Linked DNA regions of Homo sapiens: region 2 is linked to region 1. A link is a loop called in an ENCODE intact Hi-C map of the cell type or tissue named here. Cell type or tissue: endothelial cell of umbilical vein. All regions are shown on one strand. Each heading gives the region's core, and the rest is flanking DNA. Links, peaks and the distances in the headings are about the cores only.

Region 1 (12,688 bases), core at 3,227-11,226:
GCCAGGCTGGTCTGGAACTCCTGACCTCATGGACCTTATTTTCTAAGAGTCACCTGAGAGTTTCCAATAGAGGAGTGATGAGGGAGAAGATTTATTATTTTATTTTATGTTTTTATTTTTTCTCTATTCTTACCCTTGAACATTCACCTCTCGAAAGATTTATTCTTCTGAAATATAACTCTGTGGTCAGTGTTAGCCTGAAGTGGCCAGAGATGATCAGTATGGACATGAATTAAGATGCTGTTTTAAAAGTCTATACAAGAAAAGGAAAAAAAGTCTACTCAAGAGATGGAAGGCTCCATATAAGGCTGTAGAAGTGAAAGCACAAAGGAGAACTTAAATTCGATATTCTTTGGGGAAGTAGACTTTACAGGACCATTTTCTTTAACCTAGAGCCAGATTTGGATTAGTCTGGTCCATTCGGTGTACTAGGTGGAATTTAATAAAGCTAAGCCCTGGGTACACCATTCCCATCCCCTTGTGTCCTCCTTCATAACTTTGATCTTGTGTCTGCCTGCTTAATGATACCTTAGCCATGTCTCCAGTTTTCCAACCTTGCAATGACTCCTTAGACCTGATTATAGATATTTGATTTCTCTTTGGATTTTGGCTATCACTCACCTTCTGGTCCCACTCATTTGTGGGTTCTTCGCATATTAAAACAAAGCAGGACAAAGAAACAGTCTTATGGGGAAAATATAAGTTATAATAAATGGTGCTAAATGCTTCAACAGAGGCATAGACAGAATACTGTGGAAGCTAGGTGGAAGGACTGCCTAATGCTCCTGGGGTCAGTTAGGGCAGAGGAGAAAATGCTTTAGCTTGGTGTTGGTGGATGAGTAGGTATGTTACATGGGAAATTTGAGGTGCCTGTGAGATATTCAGGTGGAGCTGACCAGTCCAGGAGATGGCTGGAGTGATGGATCTAGAAAAGCAGTGGGTCTCGACCTTGTGTGCCTATTAGGGAAACTAAACAACAAATTCATGCCTTGGTCCTATTCGTAGAGATACTGATTTAATTTATATGACACAGGGACACAGTTTGGTATGTCTTAAAATCGACTGAGGTAATGCTAATGTGAAGCCAGGGTTGACAATCGGAGCAACTCAAGAGAGAGATATTCCTGGAGAAGGTAGAGATAGGTGATAGCTGAAGGCTTAGATATATATCAGCTTAGAAACAGGGAGAATGAGAAGAAAATTGGGCCAGAGACAAATTCCTTTGGGATTACCAACATTGTGGTAGGTACCAAGGAGGTGGCCAGCAAAGAACCTGCAAACATAATTCCTACTCTTAATTGTACTGTTTTAATATAGGTTATTGATGTATTTTTGCATAGTTTTTCCCTGCTATGACTCAGAGTGGATATCAGCTATCAGGATATACTTTAAGTGCCTGATTCACGTATCTGTTGTTGATTGACAGACTGATGCAACCGATAAACATTAATTCTTTTATCATTGATGTAGAAAATCATGACCTTTAATTCATATCAGCAGCAAATACCTATATCTGCCTCCAAGTTTATTTAAAGGAATGCATGAAAGTAATAATTTCCAAGAATCCTTTTCAGAATTCAAAGTCACCTGTCATTTTTGCCATAAATTCTTTGAGGCATGAAATAGCCTGCCAGTTGTCTATTGCTCTCAAAGTTAATGAATGGTTATCAATTTATCATGGGTAATAACCTAGCTGCAAATTGTAAAGAACGCATTCTATCACTTTCTAGCATTTTTGCCTCAAGGCAGTATCTGGCTTTTCTATAGTATCTGGCTTTTCTATAGCATTTGGAGGCTCAGTGTCCCTAAAGCTTTTAATAGAACTCATTTCTTTCTAGGAAACCTCTTAACATTTGGTAATAGCTCAATGAAATATTAGCTGGTTATATCTTGCTTTGTGTAATAGATTTTGTGTAAATAAAATTTCTCAATGTAGGACTGGAAATACAATTTCTTGATGTACATTCAATCCAGTATAGCATGACGGTTTTAGAGATATTTCATTTTTATTTCCAATTCATATTCCATTCAGTTCTTATAAGCAAATGTGGTGGTTTTCCAATTCTCTATCTTCCTGGTTAGGTAGTTAATGATTGGAAAACAGGACTGTTTCAAGGAACTTTATTTTTAAAGGAATACTTTTTCTCTCCCTACAAAGTGAGAAATTCTCTATAACATGAGCTCTTTCAGATCAGGGACTTGGACTTGACTGTGTCTTTATTTAAAAAAACAAACAAAAAATGCTGGGTCTATGTCTTATTAAATTTAGCATTTCAGGCACTGAGCACAGCATCATAACTCAGTAAATATTTGCTGAATTAATGTGAATTATCACCCTACATCTTCAGTTATAAATTTGTTGTATTGTAGAGTGGGTTATCTAAGGGATGGGAGGACATTGATTTAACCCAATATGTGGCTTTTATTACAGTACTATAAATAGAGGTGACTACAGAGCTCAATGTGCCTATTTTCAGTCACAAACTTGATTTCAGTCCCAGTTTTTTCATTGTTAAACAGCTGCCCTTAGAGCTTGCATCCAGTCCTGTTGCTTTATATAAGAAATCTTTGAGTATTTTTATGTGTTTCCTTTTGACTCATTCAGTAAAAGCCTAGCACAGTGACTTGTTAAATTAACTCTGGTTACTGAAATTAATTAGTGAATATGTTTTAATGAAATAGGATGATAAACATTGCTGACGTTTGAGGCTTTAGTGTGTTTTTAATAATCCCTCATCAGTTATTACTACTGCCGTGGATTATTTGCCTGTGTACATTTTATAGTCCTCCAAATCTTTTCAGCTTCTAAAAGTTGGAAGAAATAAAATTCTATTCTGATTGATTGCTCCTTAGATTTTTATTCCTGTAATATATATGGGAACTCAGAGAGAAATTCTCCCATTATTAGTTTGCCTTATGTATTTCTTTTCATGTATTGCTTTGTATTCTCTTCATGTTTGTTTCTCCAAGCATATAATAAATATTTCTCTTGATGGAATCATACCTCACATTTTATTTTGACTGCTGCAGAGTTGTGCCCATAGTAGCAACTCCATAAGTAATGGTTGCCTGGTTGCTTGACTGACTGACTGATTATGGTGCTAATGGTGACGGTTAAAGCATTTTTCCCCACCTCAATGCATAGCAGTTTCTTTATGGATGCACACCTATCCCATTAAACTATTTCCTACAGAGAATCTTGGTTTCCCATGTTAACTCATTTCATAGTTGAATGATCCTTACTTTTTAGGGGACACTTCTCTGAATGTTTATTCAGGATTTCTCTTTTTTGCATTGTGAACAATTTCTTCACGTATTACCTAATCTGATTTGACTGGGCATTAACTGCCAACCTTAGGCCTTAAAGTGGAATAGGAGCCGACTAGAAGATCCACTTGTTCCATCAGATCCTCACCCAACTTCAGTGCTTTATTAGTAGTTAAAATGTGGACTGTTGTAAGGTGTAGTAGAGATTTACTAACAGTTTGCAGAAAAGTGTTTCTGTATCATGACCGTGCTCTTGGGCTGGTAATAGAAGGTATTAAATTTGTTAAGGGTTGGCCTAAAAGATTGGGCATAATTGGGTTAGCTGACAAAGCTCAAGTGTATTGCATACACCTGATCCAGGTAGGTGGCGAAACGGTGGGCCTTTTTAAGGCTGGTTTGCTTTCAACCCTGTGGCTTTTACTTAGGTGCCTGAGGAGCATTTTAAGTCAGTTCATACCTTTTGAATACCTCGCTTTTGGTAAATTTGGAGTTTATGTTCACTGATAAACCAGCAGGGTTGTAATTTTTTATTCAAATAGGAACTATCTACTTATTTTTATTTCTAGTTATTTTACCTTTTTTGTCAGTAGTGTAAATAGCATCTTTTTATAGTATATTTTCTAAGTTTTTATTGTTTACATATAGAAGCATCGTAGTTTTATGTGATTTTGTAATCCACCACTGTACTAAATTCTCACTTATAACAATGTTTCAACTTTTTTCTCCCTTGAATTTTGCAAATGTGTCATATCATCTGCATATATGGATACTTCCGCCTCCTTCAGTCCGATATCGTGTTTCATATAGCATAGTGGTGAGAAGCACCGGCTCTGGAACTATGACTGCTTGTGTGTTAAGCCTGTTTCTACTAACTTGCTAGCTATGTGACTTTGCGCAAGCTACTTATGTTCTCTGTGCCTTGCTCTCTCCCTCTGTAAAATGAGATAATAATAGTACTGCCTTATTATTATGACGATTATATGAATTAAATGATTTAGTATTTGTAAAGTGTTCAGAACAGTATCTGACATATAGTAAGCACTGTAAAAATGTGTGGTAAATAAATAAAACTCACATAAGATTTTTTTTCCCTTGCATTGGCTAGTATGGTACTTCTAGATGAATATTAATCTAGAAGCCCAATGGTGGGCTTTCTTTATTCCTCCCAGACTTCAACAGAAATGCTTGTGTGTGTCATTGTTTTAGTGTTTCAGTAATGTTTCCAGTAAAACATTAGAAAGTTATAGACTGATATGAAATGTATTTTTCCATTATGTTAAGGAAATAGTCATCTATTGCTATTTTGCTAAGCGTTAAAATCAGGAACGGTTTAAAAATTTCATCATGTCTATTTGGCATCTACTTAGATGGTCATATAACTTTTCTTTTTTGACCTACTTATATGGTTGCTTGTATGAGTAGAGTTCCTAATAGTGAACTCTCCTGGAATCACTGGAGTAAACAGTTGTGCCTATAGCCTATCCTTCATTTAGTGCATTTATGAGTTCTCATTGCTATTACTTTTAAAGTTTTTGCACCAATATTTATAAATGAGTCTTTTTTTTCCGTTTCTTTTTTGAAACGGAGTCTTGGTTTGTGGCCCAGGCTGGAGGTGCGAACTCTGTCCACTGCAACTTCCACCTCCCAAACGAGTTCAAACGATTCTCGTGCCTCAGCCTCCCCAGTAGCTGGTAGTACAGGTGCACAACACCACCCATAATTTTTGTATTTTTAGGAGAGACAAGGTTCTGCCATGTTGGCCAAGCTGGTCTCGAACTCCTAGCCTCAAGTCATCCACCCATCTTGGCCTCCCAAAGTGCTAGAATTACAGGTGTGAGCCACCGCCCCTGGCCCGCAAGTGAGATTTGACAGTAATTTTTAATGTGTTCGTTGTCAGGTTTTGGTGTCACTGTGTGATGCTGTAAGTATTTGACAGTTTCCTTCCTTTTTCTATATTTTAGAAAAGTTTAGGTTTAGTGATCTATTCTTTTAAAATTTAAAAGAATGTTAAATTAGAATAGGAAGTGAGAGATTTAGTCCTGCTGTCTTAATTTCACAGATGAAGAAACAGTGGCTTCTTTACAGCCACTTCATGTCAGCTACTTGGGGTAAGCAGTTGCGGTTGTGCTACGGAGGTGAGGAAATAACATTTATTGAGCATTTATGTAGGCATTTAAAAAAACAGTATATTTTTGATGTACTTGTTAGATTTGGGTTTTGCTTATTTGATATCTAAAGTTAAAGTAAAAAAATTTTATTGACTAAAAAAAACTACTTTTTAGAGTAGTTTTAACTACATAGCAAAATTGAGTGCGTAGCACAGAGAGTTCGCATAGACCCTCTTCCTCTACACATGCACAGCCTCCCCTACAATGGACACCCCCCGCCAGAATGGCACGTTTGTTGCAACCGATCACCTTCTACTCATGACATTATCACCCAAAGTGAATAGTTTACATTAGCGTTCACCCTTGGTGTTGTAAATCCTATGGGTTTTGACATATGTGTAATGACATGTATCCACCATCATCATATCATAGAGTAATTTCCCTGCCCCCTGAATCCCCTGTGCCCTACATATTCATCCCTTCCCTCCCCAGCTCCTGGTCATCACTGATCCTTTTACTGTCTCTATAGTTTTGCCTTTTCCTAAATGTCATACAGTTGGAATCGTATAGTGTGTAGCCTTTTCACATTGGCTTCTTTCGCTTAGTAATATTCACTTAAGTTTCCTCCGTGTCTTTTCAGAGCTTGATAGCTCATTTATTTTTAGTGCAGAATAATATTTCATTGTTTATAAAATGCTGTTGGTTTTGAATGGCTGAATGTCTTTCCCGAAGATAACTTAGTCACCTTTTAATCCCAGAATCTTGTCAGTCAGCTAACAGATATTTATTGAAGGCCAGCAAAGTGCTTTGCCATTCTCCTAAACCCTGAGGAGACAGCAGTGATCAACACAGACAAGAGCTGTGTCTGTCCTTCTGGAGCCTGGCATAATTTCCAGGACCGGCAGGCACCTGCTGAATGTTTGTGGTTGAAGTATGTTAGTTTGTGACCCACCATTGGGAGATTCTTTGTCTTTAGGGAATTTCCAAATGTGGTAATATGCATTTATTTACACTAGGTGGTGGTAGAGTCATGTACACTGAACAGTTGGCACCTTAATTAAGTCACTAATTGTTTGCTTATAAATATAGTTCACTTCATAATGATTAAAATTTAAATACGTTTATATTAATTCACTGGAATGTAATCATTAATTAAAATGTGAACTTGTAGTACATCTTTCAGAATAAATCCCAATAAGTAGACTTTCTCAAATTCTTCAGTTTGCTTCCTTTGTTTAATAATCACGCATTTACTGAGATTCAGTTACATGCTAGGCATTGTGCCAGCGTGGAGGATTCAGTGTCGAATATGATTCCTTTTTGTCCTTGAGATGTCACAGTTTAGTGAGGGAGACAGAAATGAGACTAGATCCATTAAGTGCAGTGGAATGCCTATGTCTTAAGTATACCATTCGATGAATTCCGACAAATGCATACACCTGTGTAACCCAAATCTTTATGAAATTATAGATCACTGCCATCTTGGGGTGGGCATTTTTCAGGGCCGTGTGCAGCTGAGTAAGCAAAAGAAGCAGGTTGAGAGAAGAACAACGGAGGTGATCAAATCAAGCATTTCCTGAGAGAGCAGCCTGATTTATTGAGTTATTTATCAGTTGAAACTCAGTCTTTGGGAGTCTGGGATGTCCCTATAGTTCTGTTGATGAGTTTTTTTTTTTTGAGATAGAGTTTCGCTTTTGTTGCCCAGGCTGGAGTGCAATGGTGCGATGTCGGCTCACCTCAACCTCCGCCTCCCGGAGGCGTTCAAGCCATTCTCCTGCCTCAGCCTCCTGAGTAGCTGGGATTACAGGCATGTGCCGCCACGCCCGGCTAATTTTGTATTTTTAGCAGAGATGGGGTTGCTCCATGTTGGTCAGGCTGGTCTCGAACTCCCGACCTCAGGTGATCTGCCCACCTCGGCCTCCCAAAGTGCTGGGATAATAGGTGTGAGCCACCATGCCCGGCCTGTTGATGAGATTTTACATGAACTAGTTTGGGTCATTTTCTGTCACAGTAGTCAAAACGGTATGCCGAAGCTGCAACACTCATCTTTTAGTTTCTAAAGTGAGGGACTTGGCTCTATACTCCCAATAACATTACTTAAAAACAAACAAAAAAAACCTTTCCACACCTAACGTCAGCAGGTTCATACTCACAGGATTAAAGGTTTCAAAGCTGAAGAACATAGCCCAGTCAGAGCACCTGACTTCATTGACACTTCTCTGTGTCAGGCACGGTGTCCTTTTGTGTTTATTTTCTCTTCTTAGGGCAGCCCTAAGCAGTGGGTGCTTATTGTTCCCTTCATGGAGAACATCAGTGAGGAAATGGGCGTTCAAAGAGATTCTAGAACTTGCATCAGGTAATCGCTGGAGAAGTCAGATTTCCAAACACAGGTCTCACGTTCAAAGAGATTATAGAACTTGCATAAGGTAATCGCTGGAGAAGTCAGATTTCCAAACCCAGGTCTTCCTGGCTCCAAAGCAGGTCCCTCCTGCCCCATATCACACTGTCTCAGAAGAAGGAATTCTAAGTTAAAGAGCAAAAACATCACAAAAATAACTAATTGATTTTATTCTGGTTGTGGAAATAAATGAGGTCTACCCAAATGAGTACAATCAAAGGCTACTTATTCAGAGCTTTCTTTATATAGTAAGGGAATCCACCACCATCTATTCAATTTGGTGGAGATTCAAGGAAGACAGAGGAATGGGAAAACTTTTGTTTATTTTATTTTTTTTCTGGAGATAGGCTCTTGCTCTGTTGACCACGTGGAGTGCAGGGGCGTGATCATGGCTCATTGCAGTCTCGACCTCCCAGGCTCAAGTGACTCTCCCATCTCAGTCCCCCCTGAGTAGCTGGAACTACAGGCATGTGCTACCATGTCCAGCTAATTTATTTTTATTTTTTGTAGACACTGGGTCTCACTATGTTTCCCAGGCTCATCTTGAAGTCCTGGGCTCAAGTGATCTTCCTGCCTTGTCTTCCCAAAGTGTTGGGATTACAAGTGTGAGCCACTGTGCCCAGCAGGGTAAACTTTAGAGTGGAAAAAAGGGAAGGTTTCAGGTATGCCCTGTTTGTAGGCTGTTCCTGTGGGAAGCTGTAGGTGAGCCAACTAAAAGCATAGCAACCTGTGTGATTAGTTAAGGGTACATTTTTGGCTTTCTCTGGTTGGTCCTACATTGGAAGCAGGAGCAAAAATTAGGGAAGCTGACAGTTACTAATCATTTCCTGGCCATTTTGTCCTTTTTTTTTTTTTTTTTTTTTTTTAAAAAAAAGAGATGAGATCTTGCTGTGTTCCCCAGGCATGATCACAGATAGTGTGGCTTTGTACAAATTCTTAAGGGCATTGTTGGGCTTCCTGGGCTAGTTGCTAGACAGTAACCAGTCTGACTTCCTAGACTGGTTATTGTAGATAATAGGTTGGTTGCCTGGGCTTGTAGCTGCAGGTCGTGGGTCGTAGTTACCTACGATCTGGCCTTTGACCATTTGTTTATTTAGTCTCTCAGTAGATATGTTGGGGATGGGTATTCCCTGCCAACAAATTGATTGTATAACATATTCAAAGTTCTGTTTTCATAGGATAATGACAGTTGACTTTTGGAAAGGGAAGAGTAGAGGATGAGGAGAAGAGCATTTATTGAACAGCAGTTTTATCTTAGTCTCTGTGCGTTGGTTCTCAAAGCGTGGTCTCCAGAATAGTGGCTTCAGCATCATGTATTGTGATCATGTAAGAGATTATGTTATTATTTTTTTTTGAGACGGAGTCTCGCTCTGTTTCCCTAGCTGGAGTGCAATGGCGCGATCTTGGCTCAATGCCGCCTCTGCCTTCCGGGTTCAAGCAATTCTCCTGCCTCAGCCTCCCGAGTAGTTGGCATTACAGGCATGCGCCACCACGCCTGGCTAATTTGATTATGTTATTCTTAATAGGAATCATATGCCAAAGGTCTTAGGGATGAGTTAAAATGTATGCAACTTATTTTCAAATGGATGAGCAAAAGAACGTACAGATACACATATGTAGAGAGGAAGCAGACGTGGAAAGTTGTTAACAAATGTTGAATCTGGGGAAGGGTATATTAGTGCTTGTTGTATTTTGATCTCCTCACCTCTTCTATTTGAAAAAAGTGGGAGGAAAGCAATTCTCTTAAAAAGCTGGAAGTGAAACAGTAGAGCTCAGTAATCCAAGTGATGATTACATGGCAATTAATTCCCCAGAGGAGATGGGGCTGCTTCTAACTGGGAGAAGGTGTAGAATGAAGAACTGACTAAGCATAGAGCTGACCTGCCTACTGTGATTTATGGTGTGTGTGTCCTGCTAGCTCTCCTTATGTGGATACTTCTGTAGACTATAAGACTGAAAAAGAAATATTGGAAAGACAATCATTTCTTGTATTGAGATAATCTTTTAAGACTGGTGAGACAACTTCAGGTGCGTGGCCTCTGAATCAGTCAGTTTCTGTCTCGTGTATTTGTGAGAGAAACTTCTGGAAATTTTGTTTTCAAATGTCAAATATATTTCAGTATTTTCATCTTGTCATAAGTTTGGAATTTTCCTCTGAATTTTATAGCCAAGAATTTTTCTGTCTTGAAGAAGTTGATTATTTGTATTACGGTAATAATTTTACAAGTACTCTTTTCTCATAGCACATTTTGTTACACAGTGTTCCGAAAGTTATTGGGACCAGAAATGTAAAGTGATACACTCTACTTACTTAATTACCTCCCCAATTCCTCTGATAAAGGCAAGACATTATAGATGATCCTATAATTAAATCTGGTTTCCGAAGGAAATGTTATAACAATACATTTAACATTTTAATGCAGTCTTCATTTATAGGATTTGAGATTGCTACTTGAAAGCTATATAGTTTAAAATATAAAACTTGCTCTAAGTTATGGTGTGATTAAATTAGATAGGATGCCATTTTTTTTTTTTTTTTTTGGAGACGGAGTCTGGCTCTGTCACCGAGGCTGGAGTGCAGTGGCACGATCTCGGCTCACTGCAACCTTCGCCTCCCGGGTTCAAGCGATTCTCCTGCCTCAGCCTCCTGACTAGCTGGGATTACAGGCATGTGCTAGCATGACTGGCTAATTTTTTGTATCTTTAGTAGAGACGGGGTTTCATCATGTTAGCCAGGATGGTGTCGATCTCCCGACCTTGTGATCTGCCCACCTCAGCCTCCCAAAGTGCTGGGATTACAGGCGTGAGCCACAGCGCCCGGCCTAGGATGCCATTTCTAAATTACCGTGTTCCTGCAGTAATAGACAACTCCTTTTAACAGTGTCATCAGATGCCTCAAGTTACATAGGTTCCTAAAATTCATCCCCATATGGTACCTATTTAAATCGTAGATAAGTTTTAATTGAATTTTAGAAATGAAACCTGTCATGGAGATCCTGTTGCAAGCTCAAAGAGCTACATTAAATGGGTTTAGAAAAACAGCACCTCTAATATCTCTGATGTGGAGGTTCCATTTATTAGAGATTAGTAGGTTTTCTCTCCCCGGTCACAGAATTTATTGGATAATATAGTGGTTTCATTTTTGACATTCTTTGAAAGATTATGTTTTTATATATAGTAAATGGTCATGCCTTTTCTTACTAGATAAATAGAATTATTTCTAGAGTTGTCTTTAGGACAAATATGATAATACTTTTTTTATGGATATATCATTGTGATGTCTTTGATTCTCTGCTTACTTGTTATTTGCTACATGTAGTGATATATTCTGCTTCACAGTTTGGCCAGTAGTAAAATGAGCCATGATTTTGGGCTCTGCTTCCTCAAAAGCACTAGGAGACAATGCAGTATCCTCTTCACTATTTCAATACTTGGTCTTTATTTTAGAGGCAATTGATATGTTTACATCCAGGGTCTTCTGACTTACCTTAGTAGATGGGAAAGTAAAGATTAAAAAAACAACCAATTCTAGTGAAGGTTTAAAAGTATGAAATGGAATTAACTGTGTGATTTTGCATGAACTTGGTGTGTGGGAAATTCATTAGTTATGCATTCATATGGTTTTCAGTCTTATCAGATGTACAGTAATGCCTTGCTTTTTATGAGTTTTTAAGTTAATTCTCTTATTCCCAGGTTTTTTTTTTGTTTTTTTTTTCCTTTTTGGATGTCCACTCAAAGGCAAAGCTCCGGTCCCATTTCAGAAGTGAGAGTGTTTATAAGAATTAAGTCTAAGTCATTCAGGCACATTAATTTCTTATCTGTACTAAGCTCTCTCAGACAAGTGGCTGGAAGTCCCCTCCATACTTGTACAAATTAAATTCCTAATCTCTTGGTTTGCAAAAGACTGTCTTAACAGCTGTAGGGGTTTTCTAACTCAGCCCTCCTAAGTTCGTTTTCTTTGTTGTTAACTGTGTTGTATGTTTTTAGACCCCGGGCATCTTAAATGCATTTAGAAATTCAGATACAGATTTGAGAGTATCTATAAAAAAGCAGAATTTTACTAGTGCTGTTTATCCCTTGGGTCAATAGTAAGAAGGACAAATTCTTATGTTCTACCTTAAACTATACTCTGATTGGGGTTACATTCATGGAAGGCAATTTTAGGGACATAGGACAGGCCTGTAGTTGAAAATATGTCTCCATTTTGCCTGAGTTGGCTTGGTGTTCCTAAAAACCTTCTTTTCACTCATAGTCTAAACTGCTGGCAAAAATGGGCAGTGATTTACACTCAGGAGAGGGTTTTATTTGATTTATTAATTTGACAGTAAGGACAGGCTTAGCAATTAGATTGTTTGGTGGACATATTTTATTAAGTAAAACTCTCCCTCCTAATGTTGTGTTAGCATTTATTGAATGTTTACTACATGCTACGTTTTGTGCTAAGTGCCTTGTGTTATTTCATTTAATCCTCACAACAATTCAGTGAAGTACAGATACTTAAAACATCATCACTGCCATCATCAACATCAATAGTGCTCCTGTCTTAAAGAGGAGGGAACAAAGCCCCAAGGAGATAAAGAAATTTATTTAAAGTCACATGGCTAGTAAGTAGTACAGGTGGAATCCAAACCCCAGACTTTCTGATTCCAGAATCCAAGCTCTGCACCCCTATGTCAAATTTGCGTATCCTAAAGCTTTTACCACATTGCCTTGTTATCTTTATTCTGCTTCTATTCTTAGAACATTATGACTGACAGCTTTTGCGTTTTGTGTGCCTGGCTTCCAATGTTGAGTTAAGCACTCTGGAGCTGTTTTTTAGATTAGTTGTCTTTAAAGTGGGTGTATATATACACTTCGGGATTCATGGAGACTTTTCAGGAATTTTGCATGCAAAAATAGTTTTAATGGTATTTAG
Region 2 (12,688 bases), core at 1,836-9,835, 560 kb after region 1:
GATTTGACAGGGAACTGAAGAAGTGTGTGCGTGCGTGTGCGTGTGTTCATTCCCATTTTTAATTAGTTGAAACCTAACATTGCTGTATGTTACCTGTGTCTTGCTTCTCCAGACAAGCAGAAAAATGGGTTTCCCCCAGAGTGAATGACTGTCTGTTTGAGTTCATGTTTAATCAAGGAAGGGAGTTACTGACTTCATAATCACATAATCCCGTCTGCAGTGTTGCTATGACATACGGGGAGAGGCTTCTGGGCATGCTACGATGGGCTGTAAAGTTGGCTGAGAGATAAACAATGTAGCTATTGTGTTTGCCTTGGACTGTGGCGTTCACCACATCACAGGATGTGGCACTTCTTCTCTGCCTTCTCCCCAGAGGACAGGCAGCTGTGCTCACCAGGCTCCTTCACGTGGCCCTGTTATGTCCACCTCGGGTAAAAGATGGTCTCTCCACAATTTGTGGTGTCGTGAATTCTGTCTCACCTTTCCAGTTCTTGCACACACATTCTTTTCTACCATCTTTGGGGCTTCATAAGCCTCCAGCTCAGAGGATAGATTGAGGGATGGCAGCTAATGTGATACAGAGTATGTGTTCTTGTGTACCAAGTACCATCCCCAGCCCAACACATGGTCCACAGGTACGCAGTAGTGTTCAGGAAGTCTAGTACAATAAGGTGATTCTTCCTCAGATACTACTGGAAATTAGAATACCTGCTAAAGCTTATGGGGGCACTTATTGTGTGCTAGTGTGTCCAGAGTTGGTTCCTTCCGGTGGGTTCATGGTCTTGATGACTTGAAGAATGGAGCCGCGGACCTTTGCGGTGAGTGTTAGAGCTCTTAAAGATGGCACGGACCCAAAGAGTAAGCAGCAGCAGGATGTATTGTGAAGAGTGAAAAAACAAAAGCTTCCACGGCGTGGAAGGGGACCTGAGCGGGTTTCCGCTGCTGGTTGGGGTGGCCAGGTTTTATTCCCTTATTTGTCCCCACCCATGTCCTGCTGATTGGTTCCTTTTACAGAGTGCTGATAGGTTCATTTTACAGAGTGCTGATAGGTTCATTTTACAGGGTGCTGATTGGTCCATTTTACAGGGTGCTGATTGGTCCATTTTACAAACCTCTAGCTAGCTACAGAGCGCTGATTGGTGCGTTTTTACAGAGCACTGATTGGTGCATTTTACAAACGTCTAGCTAGCTACAGAGCACCAGCTGGTGCATTTTACAATCCCCTTGTAAGACAGAAAAGTTCTCCAATTCCCCACTCCACCCTGGAAGTCCAGCTGGCTTCACCTCTCACGAGGTACTCTGCAGACTTCTCTGTATGCCTCATCTCATTTCTCTCTACAACCATATCAAAGTTAGGGTTACTCTTACTGCCGTTTTACAGATGAGGCAACGGGAGCTTTCAAGAGTATAGCCCTAACCTCTTCACTATGCTGTTTCTATAGTGATAAGAGTAACAGATAGACCTTCCCTATCTTTTTAAAGAATTGGAGTGTAATTTGCATTCAGTAAAATTCACCCTTTTTAGTGTACAGTTCTACAAACTTGGATAAATGCAGTCTGTGACCACAACCACCACCACCACCATCAAGATAGAGAAGCGTTCTATCACCACCACTCCCAAATTCCTTCGTACTGCGTTGTATCCATGTCTATACCCCACTCCCAGCACCTGCTAACCCAAATCTTCTTTCTGTCACTACCATTTTACCTTTTCCACAATATCATATACATTAACCAGCCATTTCATTTGGCTTCTTTTGCTTAGCCATGTTATTTGTACACACATTTATAATATATAACCTCAATAGTTGGTTCATTTTTATTGCCAAGTAGTATTCCATTACATGGCTATTTCATAGTTTGTTTTTCTAAGTGAAGGATATTTGAGTTGTTTTCTAGTTTTGGTGGTTGTCAAAGCCACTGTGAACATTCACATACAGGTTATTGTGCAAATATAAGTTTTCATTTTATTTGGACAAATACCTAGGAGTGGGGTTGCTGGGCTCTATGGTAAATATATGTTTAACTTTATAAGAAATTGCTGCACTTTTTTTCAAAGCAGCCCCTATTGTTTTGAATTCCCACCAGCAATGACTCAGAGTTCCAGTTACCCCAAATCCTCACCAGCACTTGTTTTTGTCAGATTTTCTTTTTGTTTTTCATCCTCCTAATACATTTAGTGTGGTAACATTGCATTGTGGTTTTAATTTGCAGTACTGTAATGTGTTTTCTCACGTGTTTGTGTGCCACATGTACATCTTAATTGTTGATATATCTGTTCAAATCTTTTGCCTATTTTAAAAATTGGGTGTTTTCTTACTGAGTTTTGAGAGTTCTTTATCCTGTACACAGGTCTTTTGTTGGACATATGTTTTATACATGTTTTTTTCCTCAGTTTGCAGCTGGTCTTTTCATTCTCTTCACAGAATGAAAAGCAGAAGTTTTAAATTTTGAAATAGTTTAGTTTATCAGTATTTTTCTTTCATGGATCAGTCTTTTGAAGCCATAGCTGAAAATCTTTACCTAATTCAAGAGGAGAAAGATATTTCTTCTGTGTTTCATATTAGATTTTATAGTTTTAGGTTTTACATTTAGGAATTTGATCCATTTTCAGTTAATTTATGTGTATGCATAATGTTCTTTTTTGTATATGGATAGCCAATGATTCTAGTACCATTTGCTGAGTCAATATCTTATTTAAAGCCACAGGATATTATACAAAGAGTACAGAGTTAGATTTAGCAGAAGTTGGGTTCTAGTTCCGGAGCATCAGCAACTGGCCAGAGACATGAAATCCAAATGGTGGATAAGAGGACAGCTTGATACGGTGGAAAGAGCATGTGCTTTGCAGATAGATGGTTCTGGTTTCTGCTGTTGACCAACCCTTTGACATCAGCAAGTTACCTTCCCTGTGATGGTCTTAATTTTCTCTTTTGTAAAATGAGAATACTCTAAACCTGGCAAAGCTACTTTAAGGGTTCAATTAGATAATTAGATAATATATGTATAGATTGGGAGATGGTAGATGCTTGGTAATGGTAGCCATTATTATTATTGAATGATCTGGGGAAATAGTCTATTTGGGAGGTTCCAAGAAATACAGCATCCTCAGTTCCCATCATTTGCTGATCAGAGTCTCTGAATTGTTCACATAATTTTCTTAACAGTTTTTTAACTCCTCCTGTTCCAATTTTTAGTTGTCTCTGCTTTCTTCCCCCTTTTTTTGTGCCTAGTGCCTCTTGTTTGGTTTGGTTCCAGTGGTCACTGTGCTGGGGTGGTTGGTGTTTTTCTTTCTTTCTTTTTTCTGTTTTGAGACAGGGCGTCACTCTTTCGCCCAGGCTGAAGTGCAGTGGTGTGTTCATGGCTCACTCCTGGGCTCAGGCAATCCTCCCATGTCAGCCTCCTCAGTAGCTGGGGCTACAGGCGTGTGCCACCATGCCCTGCTAATTTTTAAAAATATTTTTGTAGAGATGGAGTCTCACTGTATTGCCCAGGCTAGTCTTCAGCTTCTGGGATCAAGCAGTCCTCCTGCCTCTGCCTCCCAAACTGTTGGGATTACAGGTGTGAGCCACCATGCTCAGCTCAGCTTGTTTTTCATTCTTGTATTCTTCCTGGCTTGCTCCCCTGCACTTCCTAACCTGGGCTCTCCTTCCAGAAGTAAGCTGACCTTTGTCCAGACTTAGGGGGCATATCACTGTCCTTCATCACTACTCGTGCTGTCCTCTTCACCCCTACAGTTCCCGACATTGCTGTCACTGAGGGGGTGTACATAGCAGAAGGAAGGGAAGTACAGCTGAGTAAGAAGACAGCATGAGTGGCACTGCACAGAGTCACATCCAGGTCATTGCTCCCCTCCCCCCAGATTCCTGGACAAAGTGGATGTCATCCTGGGCTGTCTCTGCAGTTTATTTCCCAAGAGACCAATCCTCTTTTGTAAACATTATTTATTTTTGTATTTTTAAATTTTGAATGTTTATGGCTACAGAGTAGGCGTGTATATTTATGGGTACATGAGATAAATATTTTGATACTGTCATACAATGTGTAATAATCATGTTAGGATAAATGGGGTATCCATTGCCTCAAGCATTTATCATTTCTTTTGTGGTACAAATATTCCAATTATATTTCTTCAGTAATTTTTAAATGTACAGTAAATTATTGTAGACTCTGGTCACCCTGTTGTATCAAATAGTAGATGTTATTCATTCTATCTGATTATATTTTTGTACCCATTAACCATCCCCCGTTCCCTCCCTTGCCCACTACCTTCCCAGGCTCTGGTAACCATCATTCTACTCTCTATCTCCATGAGTTAAATTCTTTTAATTTTTAGCTCCTACAAATTAGTGAGAACATGTGAAGTTGGTCTTTCTGTGTCTGGCTAGTTTAATTGAACACAATGTCCTCCCATTCCATCCTTGCTGTTGCAAGTGATAGGATCTCATTCTTGTTTATGGCTGACTAGTACTCCATTGTGTATATGTACCATGTTTTCTTTATTCATCTATCAACAGACACTCAGGTTGCTTCCAAAGCTTAGCTATTGTGAATAGTAGTGCAATAAACATGGGCGTGCAGATACCTCTTCGATATACTGATTTCCTTTCATTTGCGTATATACCTACCAGTGAGATTGCTGGATCAATGGTAGTTCTATTTTAGTTTTTCGAGGACCCTTCATACAGTTTTCCATAGTAGATGTACTAATTTACATTCCCAACAATAGTGTGCGAGGGTTCCCTTTTTTTCCACATCTTTGTCAGCATATGTTACTCCCTATCTTTTGGATCAAAGCCATTTTAACTGTGGTGAGATGATATCTCATTGTAGTTTTGATTTGCATTTCTTTGATGATGCGGGATGTTCTTATACCTGTTCACCATTTGTATGTCGTCTTTTGAGAAATGTTTATTTAGATCTTTTGCCCAGATTGTTAGATTGTTAGATTTTTTTCCTTATTCAGTTGTTTGAAGTCCTTATATATATCCTAGTTATTGATTCCTTGTCAGATGGGTAGTTTGCAGATATTTTCACCCATTCTGTGGGTTGTCTCTTTACTTTGTTCATTGTTTTCTTTGCTGTGTAGAAGCTTTTAACTTGATGTGATCCCATTTGTCCATTTTTGTTTTGGTTGCCTGTGCTTTTGGGATGTTACTCAAGAAATCTTTGCCCACACCAATGTCCTGGAGAGTTTCCCCAGTGTTTTCTTTTAGTAGTTTCGTAGTTTGAGGGTCTTAAATTTAAGTCGTTAATCCATCTTGGTTAATTGTTTTATATAGTGAGAGATAGAAATCTAGTTTCATTCTTCTGCACATCCAGTTTTCCCGGCACCATTTATTGAAGACTATCCTTCCCCCAGTGTATGTTCTTGGCACCTTTGTCAAAAATGAGTTCACTGCAGATGTATGGATTTAATTCTGGATTCTCTATTTCTTTCCATTGGTCTGTGTGTCTGTTTTTATGCCAGTACCATGCTGTTTTGGTTACTATAGCTCTGTAGTATAATTTGAAGTCAGGTAATGTGATTCCTTCAGTTTTGTTCTTTTTGCTCAGAATGGCTTTGGCTATTCTGGACCTTTTGTGGTTCCATATAAATTTGGGGATTAGTTTTTCTGTTTCTGTGAAGAATGTCATTGGTATTTTGAGAGGGATTGCATTGATGCCTCTTTCAGAATTTGCCATGTAAGAATTATTGTTCTTTTCTGAGTAAGACCACATTTGGAATCTCACAATGAAACAAATAATAAAATGCCTTGGGACAGAGACCAGACAAGGCTTCTATTGACATTTATTCCTTCATTACAGTAGGTGTTGGAGGTCACCCACACTTTGACCCTAAGTCTGAAAACAGACCTCTTCAGTGGTCACAGAAACTTCAGGGCTGCAGGGTTGGTGGAGAGTAGCTCACTCTGCAGTGGGTGTGGGCAGCTGTGGGCTCTGATTAAAACATGTAGTTGGCCCCTCCAGTGTCAATGGGAAGGATGTCCTAGAAGGAGAAAAAGGTATTCTAGTCACTTCTGTTATCTCACTCTCTATAGAAATTAAGAGAACATGGTGCCATGCAAAAATAACCTATTTATTTTTCTCAAAAAGTACATTTTCCCCTTATCTGTTAATCGGGCTCAACAGTGAACTTGAAGGCTTATGCTTTTGGTCCATAGTACATGCTCAAAGCCTTTAAAACATGACATGTTTGACCTTACCTAACTTTGGAGTTCTATAGGTCTCTGCCACACAAAGTTCCACTAACAGCTCACTGTTGGGATATGGAAAGAGGTTAAATTTCACAATAACTATCTTGGGGCTCACTATTTATATAGTCATTAACTGCGCCCTCTAGTGACATTGCATCCTTGGAAGAATGAAGCTGGGGAATTGGTGGCATTGGTAAGCTACAGGGAGTATGTAATGCAGCTCCGTGTATTAGGGATGGTAGGTGACCAAATGTGGTTCCACTTTCTCTTTCCCTGCTCTGAGAAGTTGCTGTTGGGCTTCAGGTAGACATGGTTGATGTAGAACACATGCATTTCTTCACTCTGTCTTTAAAACCTGCTGAAATGACACTCAGATTGGGCTCTTTCTGCATGTTATTGATTGCATACCTTCAGAGCTTAAAAGGTAGACGTGAGAGAGCATACTTTGTACTTAGATCCATCGAATATCACACAAGCTAAGTGGTTTGTCAGAAAGTCAGTTAAATTTGAATAGCTAGAAGAAACATTAGGCATCTAGGTCAATATCAGCATTTTGCAGAGAGGAGAAATGACTTGTGTCACTCACAAATAGAGTGACGCTGGACAATCCGGCCCAGAAAATACAAGTATCATAATTCTGGGGCAGTGCTCTTTTGATAAAGCACTGTGGGTACTGCCCTTGGTTGTGGAAGCAAGGTTAAAAGGTAAATAAAGGTAAAATAACATCAAGAGGGAACTTTTAGGCCTATTTATTTATTTACATTATTTTTCTTGAGAGATCACTTCCATTTATGTATTCATTTTCAAATACTTAACATACTATCTTTGTCCAATTTCTCAAGCCCTTTAGATGGTAGAATTCTAGAAATATAAACAGGAAAAATAGATATTTTGGGTTGGCTTTACTACTGAATAATTTAGTATATTTAAGTGTCCATTTAAGACCCTAGACTGACATTGGCCAGTGCTTTTACAACCCACTTGGGTGAGACTCCATGACAGGTCTATCATGTAAGAAGAGACTGAAGCATTAGCTGCTGTGGAGAGTCCAGGGAGCCCTGACTCACCCCAACAAGGACTAGAATTAGGAATAAGTCTTTTCTGTTTATAGCTTGAACATTAACTCTCTGGAAATAAGGCGTCTTATATTGCTTAGGGCTTAAATAGACTTAAGTCTCCTTTTTTTTGCTTATTACTCACCCATAATTACCATTTTCATCTCCAGTCTTTCAGCAAACCTGCTTGAATCTCTCCCTCCCTCCCTGTTTCTCTCCTTTTGTCCCTTTCTTTCTTCCTCAAGTATTTCATGATGTGAGACATATATCATAGGCCAACCATGGGAATCCTGAGATTGAAAGATGTCCCCTTCCTGTAGGTGGCTTCCATTCTAATGTGGAGATAGATACCCAGACACAGTTTAATTTGGTGTGGCAGTGATTTTACTGGAAGCCTGTTTGAAGTATAGTGGCAATGAAAGAGAAAAAAAATCCCTGGTCAGTCTAGAAAGACTTCACAGGAGACATTGACCTGAGATGTACAGGTTGTATAGGAATTTTCATTGAGATGGTTTCAAAGAGATTCAGTCTGGGGATGTTACTGGAAAAGGGGTCCCAATCCAGACCCCAAGAGAAGGTTCTTGGATCTCACACAAGAAAGAATTCAGGGCGAGTCCAAAAAGTGAAAGCAAGTTTATTAAGAAGGTGGAGGAATAAAGAATGACTCCTCCACACACAGCAGCCCCAAGGGCTGCGGGTTACCCATTTTTATGGTTATTTCTTGATGATATGCTAAACGAGGGGTGGATTATTCATGCCTCCCCTTTTTAGACCATATAGGGTAACTTCCTGACGTTGCCATGGCATTTGTAAACTGTCATGGTGCTGGTGGGAGTATAGCAGTGAGGATGACTAGAGGTCACTCTCATGGCCATCTCGGTTTTGGTAGGATTTGGCCAGCTCCTTTACTGCAACCTGTTTTATCAGCAAGGTCTTTATGACCTGTTACTTGTGGTAACTTCCTATCTCATCCTGTGACTTAGAATGCCTTAACCATCTGGGAATGCCACCCAGTAGGTCTTAGCCTCATTTTACCAGGCCCCTATTCAAGATGGAGTTGCTCTGGTTCACATGCTTCTGACAGGGACACACCCTGTGAAATGTCCCAGAGGCTTGAGAGAATATGGCGCATCAGGGAACAGCTAATGGTTTAGTATTGCTGGAGGATAAAGGCTGGTAAGGCCAGCAGTGGGTGGTGAGGGATGGCCTATGCTGGGCAGAGGGTTTGCATTTTCATCATGGAGGGATGGGAAGTCATTGTTAGAACAGTGAGGTTGGCCTTTCGACCCGCAATAGCCAGAAAAACGTGAGTGTGTGTAGAACCAAGAAGTCAGAAATGATTGCATGAAGAATAAAAAATTCAAATATCGGGCAAGGAAATTAGCATGGTTTTCACATCATTACACCCAGAAGAAGAGCTTGTAGAGAGCTGCTTATGCATATCTATGATGGCAGCTTTCTTCCTCCCCCACAAAGAATGAGATGCTTTTGGGTTCGATTAATACCCGGGGATATGGCAAACGGTTTGTTTCAAATACTCATCTGCTTACAGGCTGTTTCTGGGTGCTTCTATTAAAGATTAGAACATTTACCAATTGTACTGGGTATTAATTGCTGAGGTGAGGGTGTGATGGTCTCTAAACTAGCTGTACTTCCCAGTAATTAGGATATTGTATTGCTTCAGTTGCAGCCATCAGCATATCTTCTGCTTCCTCTTCTTTCAACCTTTGTTGACAAGCCGTTTTCAGACCCCGAGAACTCTAATAAGTAAGGAGAGATGTGGGCTTTCTCTTTCTCTTGTTTTGATATGTAAATTAGAATCCTGGAATTATGAAAGCGTTGATAATGTTTTCCTGTCTATAACATTAAAATTGGAAAGCTGTAGCTAAAGGCCCATAAAACAGTTGTCTCCACATTTGTCATTAAACTCCTTTATGTAATAAATTTACTCATCCTTAATTTGGAATTATCTTGCTTTTCTCAGAATTTAGTCAATCTTGGCATTTTTTCAATACCTTCTTATGCTAATTTCTTATTTATTGTGCCTTTTAAAATGGAACACATAAAGTAGCAGCCAATTAATAAATTATGTTTTCTACAACTGAAATAAAAACATGTTAATTATTTCTGAACAATTAGGTTGCGTTCAACATGGGTGAGTACTCCAATGGGAGTAACAAGCAGCCTCAGAGGATGAGGAAAATTACCTTAGTTTGACATCATATTAAATGAATATCTACTTTTTACAACTACTTCATGTTATGAATAAGGTCAGTTAAAATCATTGTAAAAATTGTGGATACTAACCTCCTTAATTTTATGTAATTGTCTTTTAGCTCAAGAAAAGACCATGAACGTTTTTATGCAGCTGCCCCATAACTATATAGTGGCCCCATAACTTAAAAAGGGACAGAGAGAACCTCTAATAGAGAAACACTGTAGAAAAGTAAGACTTTAAAGAAAGACTAAGGGCATACAAACTCTTCAGCCTGCAGGAGAAAGGAGGGGCCTTATCTGGTTGATATAGGAGTTAAAAAGAAATTAGTTGGGCAGATAGTGAGGGTAAGGAAGTCCTCGGTAAGGTTTTCCCTTTAATGAAAAGCAGTCCCCAAATCACATCTTTTCTAACAAAGAACAGCCTGTAAAATCGAGTCACAGACATAGACAAGCAAGCTGGAAGCTTGCAGGGGTGAATGCTGGCAGCTGTGCCAATAAGAAAAGGCTACCTGGGGGCCAGGCATGTTCAACATGGTGGTGTGTCCGGAATTGGTTCCTTCCGGTGGGTTCTTGGTCTCACTGACTTCAAGAATGAAGCTGCAGACCCTCATGGTGAGTGTTACAGTTCTTAAAGATGGTGTGTCTGGAGTTTATTCCTTCAGATGTTCAGATGTGTCCAGAGTTTCTTCCTTCCGGTGGGTTCATGGTCTTGCTGACTTCAGGAGTGAAGCCGCAGACCTTCACAGTGAATGTTACAGCTCTTAAAGGTGGCGTGTACAGAGTTGTTTGTTCTTCCCAGTGGGTGTGTGGTCTCGCTGACTTCAGGAGTGAAGCCGCAGACCTTCGCATTGAGTGTTACAGCTCATAAAGGTAGTGCAGACCCAAAGAGTGAGCAGCAGCAAGATTTATTGTGAAGAGCAAAAGAACAAAGCTTCCACAGCGTGGAAGGGGACCCGAGTGGGTTGCCGCTGTTGGCTCAGGTGGCTAGCTTTTATTCCCTTATTTGGCCCTGCCCACATCCTGCTGATTGGGCCATTTTACAGAGAGCTGATTGGGCCATTTTACAGAGTGCTGATTGGTCCGTTTACAATCCTTTAGCTAGACACAGAGCGCTGATTGGTGCGTTTTTACAGAGTGCTGATTGGTGCATTTACAATCCTCTAGCTAGACAGAAAAGTTCTCCAAGTCCCCACTCAACCCAGAAAGTCCTGCTGGCTTTACCTCTCAGTGGCACCATCTTCCCTTTTGTCAATCACGTGTACAGTAAGGAACAGACAACATGGCTACCTCCCAGATAGATACCTGCATAATAAAAGATTAGGGTGGGATGGCCAGCTTCTTCAGGTGCTATGCAAACATCACACCTGGTCCACCCAATCTCTCAGGCCCTATGTAAATCAGACACTGCCTCCTCAAGCTTGTCTATAAAAACCCCCATGCATTTCACCACAAAACCGGAAGGACCACTCCGGTTCCTCTCTGTCCCTGCAGAAGAGAGAGCTTATTCTCTTTTCTCTTTCTTTTGCCCATTAAACCTCCGTTCTCAAAATCACTTTGTGTGTCTGCATCCTCGATTACCCTGGCATGAGACAATGAACCTCGGGTATTTACCCCAGACAACCATGCTGCATCATGGTCAGGGAGACCTATAGTTTTCAGTCCTCACTAAGATTGGGAGAAATAGACTTCAGCTATAGGTATTTGGATTCGATGTACTGACCTTTTGGGCTTTTTTAAGAAGATATGGTGGCATTTGTTTTGTACAGGTCTTCTAAGAACAGTCTTTTTCATCTGTCTGATCTCTGCATTGCTAAAAAGCTTCCTAATCCTCAAGTTCTGGAATCCTCTGACCTGGATATCCCTGTATAAATTTAATATTTGAGATTAAATAGAAATATTAGACATCCTACCGCTAAAGGAAAAAAAATCATGAAACTTTATAAAATTGGACAATTTTTCTTTTTTACATCACCCACTCTGGGTTTTGGCCATTTTCACCTTTATCTGTTGCTTCCCACGACAACCAGCATTTACTAAATACCTACTATGTACTCAATAGCCTAGAAGAAGTTCCTAGTATATGAAGCTCCCTGAAAAGCCAAAAATAGGCAAGAATTAGAAAAGGATTCATCTCGCTAGATTTGTACCTAAATTCTTACAGTGTCAGGTCCATGGACCTTTCATGATACTCTGTGGGCCAGCATGGGTAAAGGCTGCTTTAAACCATGAAGGACAGTGAAGAGCAGGGGCTTGAATGGTCAGAAAGAAGTAATAGTCTTTTAGCGTTGGGACCCCAAAAGAAAGAAATTATTATACAGGAAATAAACTTCTTGACTCCAGTCCTGATGTTTTGGGGTTTTTTTCCCCTAGTTTTTAAGAAAGAAGTGAGAATGAATTTAAAAATGAAAGAAAAGTGGTAGACTTTTGTTTTTTAACCCAAAATAAGTGGAAAATAGCAAAATAATTACGGGATGTTGTGGGTTTCAGACTTTTCCTTGGGTGGTTTTGAGACTTGAACAAGGCACTCTTGTCAAGTTTATTTAGAGTATGTCTTCCGTCTTTGTGCTGGGAGTCTACTTTACATATTATCTCGATTTTTCCAAGGTCATTTAATATTGCTTATACAGTTTGGAAAAAATAGGCTGTTTCCATAATGCAGTTGGTTTAGTATCTAGTTACAAGGGTACACTCAGTGAAGAGCACAAAGATTTTTTTTAGTATTAATAGAGCTTCAAGGGATTGTTTTTACCCTTTTCACATTTGTCTTTTCTGACCCTAAAGATTGAACAGACAGATTCAAATGGAAAATTGCTAATATTGTCAATTATGGGCAATTACTGGGTATCAGTCTCAGTTTCTTTCTCTAACAATCACAGTGCTGCTACATTAGCTATTAGCGAAGCACAGCCTACCCTTTCTAAAAAGAGTGTACTCTTGAAAACAGTTTGCCCATATAAGTCTCTTTATTGATTGAGCTTTTCATGCTACCATAAGCTCATCTCAATTATTTCTACCCAGGAAAATTACTACTCCTGCCATCCAGCCTTTCAGTGAAGTATGCTTTGCTATGTGATATATCATTTAGATTTTTTTATTAATTTAAACGTTTTGTGTCAACAGAAGGTAGATCATTATTAACTGGTGCAATGTGGTGTCTCACAAAATACATACATGTCATAGAAAAGTAATTAACTCCCTCATTCTATTGCAGAACAGATG

What was found. Peaks named below come from ENCODE experiments on the same cell type or tissue, not always from the same donor. Only the 100,000 strongest peaks of a DNase experiment are listed, where the experiment ranks them.
Region 2: a loop joins it to region 1, with 4 times the contacts of the local background. A loop is called at or near these places in 6 of 110 quality-filtered maps.

What each region holds. Positions count from the first base shown.
Region 1 is chr1:246,444,656-246,457,343 of GRCh38, reverse strand. The region is part of intron 1 of SMYD3 (SET and MYND domain containing 3); the gene reads left to right. Among named protein-coding and RNA genes, the nearest start is that of SMYD3, 56 kb to the left of the region's middle. RefSeq lists an enhancer at 7,414-7,974. In endothelial cell of umbilical vein, for the core only: a CTCF peak has its summit at 6,376 (motif pointing right); a DNase peak (open chromatin) is centred at 6,413.
Region 2 is chr1:245,882,656-245,895,343 of GRCh38, reverse strand. The region is part of intron 8 of SMYD3 (SET and MYND domain containing 3); the gene reads left to right. Among named protein-coding and RNA genes, the nearest start is that of SMYD3-AS1, 220 kb to the left of the region's middle. In endothelial cell of umbilical vein, for the core only: no CTCF peak of the experiment used is centred there; a DNase peak (open chromatin) is centred at 6,343.